Regions from separate parts of the Homo sapiens genome. Here region 1 is linked to region 2. Evidence: chromatin loops called from intact Hi-C (ENCODE). Cell type or tissue: CD4-positive, alpha-beta T cell. All regions are shown on one strand. Links, peaks and the distances in the headings refer to the core of each region. The heading gives the core; the rest is flanking DNA.

Region 1 (4,397 bases), core at 117-4,116, 200 kb before region 2:
GTGGATACCATACAGGACATTACAGATATAGAACATTTCTATCATCGTAAAAAGATCTATTGGACAGTGCTGGTCTAGACTTTCCACCTGGTGATTCAGAGTCCAGCTCTACAAGAATTGATAATGAAGCAAGTGGATCGTTTGTTTCCTGATTCCTAGTCTAATAATTCCACTGACATGTTCTCTCTCCCTGTATGGATATCTGTTGACTGAGTAAGGAATTTTAATAATGAGCATGTAAATATGTGGCTGGGTATGTAGAAGACTAGATTTAAACCCCAGAGAAAACTGGGAGGGAATCATAGGTCTGTAACGCCTACTTAATGAACATATGTTGTACCGTGGCTGTACTGCTATATACAACAGTAGCTGCTGCTCCAAAATCTCCATGTTGTTTCTTCATGTTACTGGAGTTTGAAGGACAAGAAAGTGCAGTGGTTCAGTTGGAAACAATGTTAGGAGGAGAGATCGTAAGAAAAGAGAAGGAACTGAGTGCATACTATATGCCAGGCACTTTAATTTTCATAAATAATCTTGTGAGTTAGGTGGCAGCACCTCAGTTTTACAGGCAAAGAGTTGGAAGCTCAGAATAAGTTACTTTCTCAAGGGGACAAGGTAAGTAAATATTAATGTATGAGTAATGTGGACTGGATTTGGTGCTCTTATTTTCTCTTCCAACTAGTAAGTGGCAGAGCTAAGATTCAGAAGTCTTTGACTCCAGAATCTGTCCTCTTTCTGTCACTCCACACTGCCTCTGTTAACTTCCAAGCATATTCTTCAGTGTCTTCTACTCTTATTCCTTGGGAATAAAATGATGGGAAAGACTGCTTTGGACAAGCATAGAGAAGCTTAAGGTTTTTTCTTTTGTAGCATATGGTTTATAAGTGGAACCCATTTAAAAAGCAAAATATTGGCCAGGCGCAGTGGCTCATGCCTGTAATCCCAGCACTTTGGGAGGCTGAGGTGGGTGGATTGCTTGAGCTCAGAGGTTTGAAACTAGCCTAGACAACATGGCAAAACCCCGTCTCTATAAAAAATACAAAAACTAGTTGGGCAATGGTGGTGTGCACTTGTGGTCCCAGCTACTTGGGAGGCCGAAGTGGAAGGATCACTTGAGCCCAACAGGTTGAGACTGCAGTGAGCCATAATCGGGCACCACTGCACTCCAGCCTGGGCAACAGAGCAAGACCCTGTCTCAAAGAATATATATATATACACACACACACACATATATATACACACATACATACATAAACATTAATATACAAGCCTGTGGTTTTTACACTGGGGTTGGTTGCTGAAGTGACAGAATTAACTTTTTCTTGTTAGAAGTCTGACAGCAGGACAAACTCCCTGGCCAAATATCTCATATTTTCTCTAAGCATCCAATGCTTTTGTGCTATTGTACATCCCTCTATCCCCACCGCACCACTGTCAATAGATCATATATGTTCCCCAGAGTATTTCTGCAGTAATGAGAAGGTATTAGGGTTTCAGTCATACTTCTGCCTGTCATGGGGCCAGCCCTCAATCCATCAGGTTTTAGCTGTTTAACGCATACTTGCACAAGACATCTTCCTATTATAGTTATCTTCACCTTTTTGTCAGAAATTGGCAAAGGGAAGTGACTCATGTTTTGAGGGTATTTCCAGGATGTCTTCATGCAGAGACTAAGTGAGATGAGCTTTCTTTTATAGTTTCCTTCAGTACCCAGCAGAGGAAGCAAGAGTCTTTTCGTGTGTGCCTAGTTTGTCTTACTTTTCCTGAAATCCATGCTGCTTTTAATGCTGAAAGGAGATGGAGATGTTTGAGAAGATACTTCTTGCTTCCCTGCCATGTTTGTTTAGTGTCGGTTCCCATGTCATCTCATTAGTCTTTGTTTGCTGTTGTCATGATGTTTATTATCAAAGACTTGCTGTGGCAGAGTATTTCTTGTGGAGTGATATTCTCTTTCATCATGTAAAGTTCATTCACTGCATTTCCCCATCTGATACATTTTTGACAGCAGAAATTTTTGTGCTTTAAAATGTGACAAAAATAGAATTGCCGTACTTCAGTTATGGCCGTTTCAGAATGAATCTTGCCTTCCAGATTCAGTGCAGTTTCTTTTATGTTTTGCTTCTGAAACTACATTTATGTTCTTTGCATAACTAGAAGATTCAAAACTATCCTTTTTATATATTTTTTTCCTAATGATTTCATAAGGAGACCTAACGGAAAACTAGTAGCAGAGGTGAAAATCGAAAATGTCAGGTTATTCCCACCTAGATCAAACCAGTGCCCCCATGGGATTCCCTTTCAAAAGCTATCTGGTCAAAATGGAACTATTTCAGAGACCCAAAGGAGCTAGTGTAGTTTAGGGAGATTTTGTAGCCTGGAGCAAGCCGATGAACTCTTGGCTTTTTAACTTATATATGTAAATCTCAATCTCCATGTGTGTGTGTTTCTGCGTGTGTATGCAAGCTATTTTAAGTGTCTGCTCTTTCTCCTTTTGAACTTACTGCTTACCTAGGAACCCTACAGCACTCGCCCGTGGGACCCGCCGGGCCTGCATCAATTGAGCGAGTTCAAGGTACCCATTGTATCTGTGGGTTTCCTTTTGCTTGTGGTGTTCAGGGTGGGACGTTGAGAGGAAAAGAGCTGCGTGGCAGTCATCCTCGCGTTCAGAACCCAAAAGGGTAGTGTTTTTGGGTTTTTGTTTTTTTAATTTTTTCCTGTTGAGGCCACAAGCCTAAGATTGACCTCTTCACACAGGGCAGAGAACATGGATGATATGGGCATCTGTCCGAGGCTGTACTCCCTCCCTACTGGTGTCAGGAGGCTTGGATGGAATAGCAGTCTGTAAGGAGACAGCGGGTTCTTGCAGAGCCATGGCAGTGTTCACATATGCCAAGACTCTACCTCTGTTTTGTGACTCTGGTCCTTGAACTAAGATTGATTAGAAGGAAAACCAGGAGCATAAGTTTCTCCAGGTCGCAGTGCTAGTCCTTGGCAGGTTGCTCCCCAGTTTGCTCTTTATATAATTCCATCCATACCTCTGACATGGCACAGATTCTGCCTACACCCTGCTTCTGTTCTTGAGCTGCAAGAGGATTCTGCTGTGGTGAGGTTTCACCCACTCTAAGGTGTCTGAATTATGTTGTCAGTGGTATATAGAGTCATTTCTTGTTTGCTTATGTGTCTTTCACAGCAGTAACTCCCCGTTTGTTTCCCTGTCAGTGCCGATGCAAGACCCCAGAGCAGCTATGCAGCGGGGATCCTTGCCTGCGAATGTCCCAACCCCTCGAGGCTTGTTAGGAGATGCTCCGAATGATCCACGGGGAGGCACTTTACTTTCTGTAACTGGAGAGGTAGAGCCTAGGTAAGCACTAACATAGAAGGAAACAGTTGAAGAAATCAGAATTGTCCCTTCTTCCCTGAGAACAAAATCTTTCTGTACCAGTTGTACCTGTTTGCCTACTTCAAAAGGTAGATCAATATTCATGGCCACTGTCCAAGGGTAAGCACTTCTCCTAAGGCAGAACTATGTACTTGAGTATGTCATTTTGAGCTATTATATTTTTAGAAATTGGAAATTTTAGTATACATACTTGAACAGGGAAATTTATAGTAGTGGAAATATTAATAATAGCAATAATAGGCCGGGTGCAGTGGCTGACGCCTATAATCCCAGTACTTTGGGAGGCCAAGGTGGGTGGATCACTTGAGGTCAGGAGTTCGAGACCTGCCTGGCCTACATGGTGAAATCCCATCTCTACTAAAAATAGAAAAATTAGCCGGGCGTGGTGGCGGGCGCCTATAATTACAGCTACTGGGGAGGCTGAGGCAGGAGAATCGCTTGAACCCAGGAGGTGGAGGTTGCAGTGAGCCGAGGTCATGCCACTGCACTCCAGCCTGGGCAACAAGAGTGAAACTCCATTTCAAAAGTAAATAAATAAATAAAATAATGATAGTAATAATAATTGACATTAATGGGGATCATGCCTCTGACTCTGCTCTGAGTACTTTACTTAGATCATCTTATTAAATCCACAAGATCCTGTGAGATGGATACCATTATTAGTCCCATTTTACACGTGAAACTGATGTGTGGAAAAGTTAAATAATGTGTCCAATATCACACAGCTAATAAGTGATAGAGCCTAGATTTGAACCCATACAGTCTGAATCCAGAGCTCATGTTCTTATGCATTGTTCTGCAAACTCATACATATAATGAATATTCGTTGATTCCTCCCTAATTATGAACCAAATAACGAAATTCTAGAATACATGGATTTATATCTCTGTAGCTTTTCTTCCATCTATTTGGTGTTATTTTCTTGTTAGTATTCATAGACTACATCAGCTCTTTGTTGGATGTTTACTTACTGATCTGGTTGGTACTTTGTTGTTGT
Region 2 (4,397 bases), core at 262-4,261:
CCCCATCTCTACTAAAATTACAAAAATTAGCTGGGAGTGGTGGCGGGCCCCTATAATCCCAGCTACTTGGGAGGCTGAGGCAGGAGAATTGCTTGAACCCAGGAGGTGGAGATTGCAGTGAGCCAAGACTGCGCCATTGTAATCCAGCCTGGGCGACAAGAGCAAAACTCCAAGTCAAAAAAAAAAAAAAGAAAGAAAAGAAATTAGCAATTGGTTTACAGAAAATGAAGGAGGCTGGGTGCGGTGGCTCACACCTGTAATCCCAGCACTTTGGGAGGGCGAGGCGGGCGGATCACCTGAGGTCAGAAGTTCGAGACCAGCCTGGCTAACATGGTGAAACCTCGTCTCTACTAAAAATACAAAAATGGGCCAGGCGTGGTGGTGTGTGCCTGTAATCCCAGCTACCCAGGAGGCTGAGGCAGGAGAATTGCTGGAACCTGGTGGGTGGAGGCTGCAGTGATCCAAGATCTCGCCACTGCACTACAGCCCGGGCGACAGAGCGAGACTCCATACACAAAAAAATAAAGAAAGAAAGAAAGAGAAGAAAGAAAACAAAGCAAATGGAAAAATGAGGTAATTATTCATGCCAATAAAAACAAAAAGATGCAAAATACATTATACTATTAATATGTAGGACTATGCAACTATAAAAAAGTCAAGTATATTATTCTGTGAAAAAAAATCAAGATGCAGAACAATGTATACAGTAGGCTGCCTTTTAACTATGAAAGCGGGGAAGACACAAATATCTATTAACATTTCCTTTTTTTTTTTTTTTTGAGACAGAGTTTCACTCTTGTTGCCCAGGCTGGAGTACAGTGGCATGATCTTGGCTCACCGCAACCTCCGCCTCCTGGGTTCAAGGGATTCTCCTGCCTCAACCTCCCAAGTAGCTGGGATTACAGGCATGCACCACCACATCCAGCTAATTTTGTATTTTTAGTAGAGACAGGGTTTCTCCATGTTGGTCAGGCTGGTCTTGAACTCCTGACCTCAGGTGATCTGCCCGCCTCGGCCTCCCAAAGTGCTGAGATTACAGGCGTGAGCCACCGTGCCTGGCCTACATTTTTTTTTTTTTTGAGACATGGTCTCGCTCTGTCACCCAGGATGGAGTGCAATGGTGCGATCTCAGTTCACTGCAACCTCTGCCTCCCAGGTTCTAGCGATTCTCATACCTCAGCCTCCTGAGTAGCCAGGACTATAGGCGTGCGCCACTACGCTCGGCTAATTTTTGTACTTTTAGTAGAGATGGGGTTTAGCCATGTTGGCCAGGCTGGTCTCGAACTCCTGACCTCAAGTGATCCACCCGCCTTAACCTCCCAAAGTGCTGGGATTACAGGCATGAGCCACCATGCCTGGCCTACATTTTCTGAAATCAGCAAAAATAAAAAAAAAAATTTTACCCATGGCAGGGAGGGAACTGGGTAGAGGGGTCAGAGGTGAAAGCTAGACCTCCCTGAATATACCTTTATTTTGTAGACTTGATTTTGGAACCTAGTAAATATTTTTTTAAAGTATAAAACAAAATTTAAATTTTAAAAAATCTGTAAAATTTGAAAGCAAAATGGAAAAAAAAAGAACCTGTGTATCAAGTATCCAGTTAGTGGCTTAACTACAGAGTGGAATTATTTCAAGGGACACAGTAATTTGACATAAAGAACTAGAAAAAGACCAGGCGCAGTGGCTCACACCTGTAATCCCAGCACTTTGGGAGGCCGAGGTGGGTGGATCACTTGAGGTCAGGAGTTCAAGACCAGACTGGCCAACATGGTGAAAACCCATCTCTACTAAAAATTCAAAAAGTAGCTGGGTGTGGTGGCATGGGCCTGTAGTCCCAGCTACTTGGGAGGCTGAGGCATGAGAATTGCTCAAACCCAGGAGATGGAGGTTGCAGTGAGCTGAGATCATGCCTCTGCACTCCAGCCTGGGCGACAGAATGAGACTGTCTCAAAAAATAAAAAATAAAAAATAAGTGTCTCAGAGGTCAGGCACGGTAGCTCATGCCTATAATCCCAGCATACTCTGGGATACAGAAGGTGGCAGAATTGCTTGAGGCCAGGAATTCGAGACCAGCCTGCACAACATGGCAAGACCTCATCCAAGAAAGAAAGAAAAGAAAGAAAGAAAAAAACGTATCAGAGGCCAAGCTCATGATGTACTATCTTATCACCACTTCACCTCATATTCCTCAATTCTGTTCTGCTGAAAACACTAGCCTTCCAAATACTTCAGACACCTGACACTTGCTATAGTACCCTCATCAGCACTTCTTCCTAATACATCCCTACTATGAAAAAGTCCTTAGATGCCTGATACTTACAATAATGGACACAGTTCTCTCTTCCCCTCTCCACTCTTTCTGAAATGAAAACCTAGCAATGTTTTCTCCATAGTTAGAAGGTATGCTTTCAGTACAGAGCCCCTCCTTCCCTCTAGCACTAGAATTGGCTCTATTATCAAAATGTCAGGGATGTTGCTGTTGTAGACTACAATGCTCCAGGCCATTCTCAACCAGCTCTTGTTCCATTTTACCTGCGCCACTTGACTGTGTTTCTCAGGGATGTTTTTCAGATGATTAGACTGCACACAGACAACGTTCCCATCTATGGAAAGAAAAATAATTTGCATGGTTTTATTCTTAAAAGATTATTTAAAAGAAAATGCCTGGCAACTCAAATTTCTATCGTCAAAGTGGCATATGTAGATATGAAGAAGCAAATACAATCTCATGGCCACTTTTCAGAGAAAACCTAATTATTTCCTGGTCTAGCCATTAAGCAGCTAATTATTTATGAAGCTACTCAATATTTTCTCTCACGCCACAAATGCACTATATGACGTCTGTTTTCTGTTCAGATTTTAAGAGGGAAATAAAATGTAATGGGTTTTATTTTTCTATTACTGAATAATAGAACACTGACGTCACAGTCATTTAATTCAGCACACAGGAGGGAAAAAAGCCAAGTGCACGCCCTAACGAACTGTAGTTTAAGGCATATGGATATTAAACTGTGTGACTAATATCAAATGATGGTATTTCAAGTGGATTTATTGAAAATGGGCAAACAGAAAGCTCAGGAATGGGCCAAGCACAGTGGCTCATGCCTGTAATCCCAGCACTTGGGGAGGCTAAGGCGAGTGGATCACCTGAGGTCAGGAGTTCAAGACCAGCCTGGCCAACATAGCGAAACCCCGTCTCTACCAAAAATACAAAAATTAGCTGGGTGTGGTGGTGCACACCTGTAATCCCAGCTACTCAGAGGCTCAGACAGGAGAATCACTTGAACTCGGGAGGCGGAGGTTGCAGTGAGCCGAGATCACACCACTGCACTCCAGCCTGGGTGACAGTGCGAGACTCCATCTCAAAAAAAAAAAAAAAAAAAAAGCTCAGGAATGGAATCTGGGAAGGGATAACTGAAAGTAAGTTTCAGAAATATGCCACTGTGATTCCCCTCACCGATACACACCTCCCCTACCAATTCTTTTAAGGTAGATTTACCACAGAAATAATTTTCAGAGATATGGGGATGTGAAATAGGAAGACAACTCTAACAAGGAGATTGCTCCCACTGCAGAAAGCAGCATAAAATGATGATGACAACAATGATGATGAGACAGCAGCAGCAACAACGCCAGCATTTACTAAGTGTTTACTAGGTATCAGGCATATATGGCTTTTAGAGGAAGAAAGGGCGAGGGTTGCATTTTCTATCACTGTGTTACAATGACTACCCATTAGCAGTATCCGTAATCAACCTTGTGATCACGTTCTGCATCAAAGACTTCCAATTTAATCTTCTTCTTTAAGGCCACCGTATTTTCCACTTCTACTGACACTTCTCTGCACCCTTTCATTCCTCTTCAGTCTTTGGTTTATACAACCTTCAACTGACCTCTCCAAGTTCCCAGGTAGAACCCCACAGTCTTTGGATTGCCATCTGGACCTCGGTTCACAGAGAAGGTGGACTTATTTCGGTAACCATTGATGACAGGCTGGAGAGGGCAGAAGGACAGGAGGGGGATGAGAGGTCAAATGAAACCAAGGAAGATAACAATAAAGGGAAAGCAGGAATGTTCTCTGGATGAGGACAAATAAGGTTTGCTTGGAGGGTATGGCATATGTGAAAGTCTGTGGCTAAGAAGATCAAGACAGTCCATAGAAGGGGAGTTCCAATCTTGCCATAAAGCAGGAGTCAACAAACTACTTATGTCAAGAGCCAAAGAGTAAATAATTTAGGGCTTTGCAGGCCATATGGTCCCTGTTGCAACTACTCAACTCTGCCATCATAGTGCAAAAGCAGCCATAGACAATACATAAACAAGTGAGCTTGGCTGTGTTCCAATAAAACTTTATTTACAAAATCAGGCAGCAAGACAGAATTGGCCTAAAAGCTGTA

Evidence for each region. Hi-C counts contacts between places; a loop is a spot of excess contacts. Peaks named below come from ENCODE experiments on the same cell type or tissue, not always from the same donor. Only the 100,000 strongest peaks of a DNase experiment are listed, where the experiment ranks them.
Region 1: it touches region 2 in a loop (2.4-fold over the local background); 1 of 110 quality-filtered maps calls a loop at or near these places.

The regions. Positions count from the first base shown.
Region 1 is chrX:100,828,296-100,832,692 of GRCh38, forward strand. CSTF2 (cleavage stimulation factor subunit 2) reads left to right here. Exons shown (of 14, transcript NM_001325.3): 9 at 3,220-3,361. Among named protein-coding and RNA genes, the nearest start is that of CSTF2, 10 kb to the left of the region's middle. RefSeq lists enhancers at 1,525-1,634, 1,645-1,764. In CD4-positive, alpha-beta T cell, for the core only: no CTCF peak of the experiment used is centred there; a DNase peak (open chromatin) is centred at 1,646; H3K27ac peaks cover 1,651 bases.
Region 2 is chrX:101,033,081-101,037,477 of GRCh38, forward strand. TRMT2B (tRNA methyltransferase 2B) reads right to left here. Exons shown (of 14, transcript NM_024917.6): 6 at 3,894-3,993; 7 at 2,533-2,603. Among named protein-coding and RNA genes, the nearest start is that of TRMT2B, 17 kb to the right of the region's middle. In CD4-positive, alpha-beta T cell, for the core only: no CTCF peak of the experiment used is centred there; no DNase peak of the experiment used is centred there.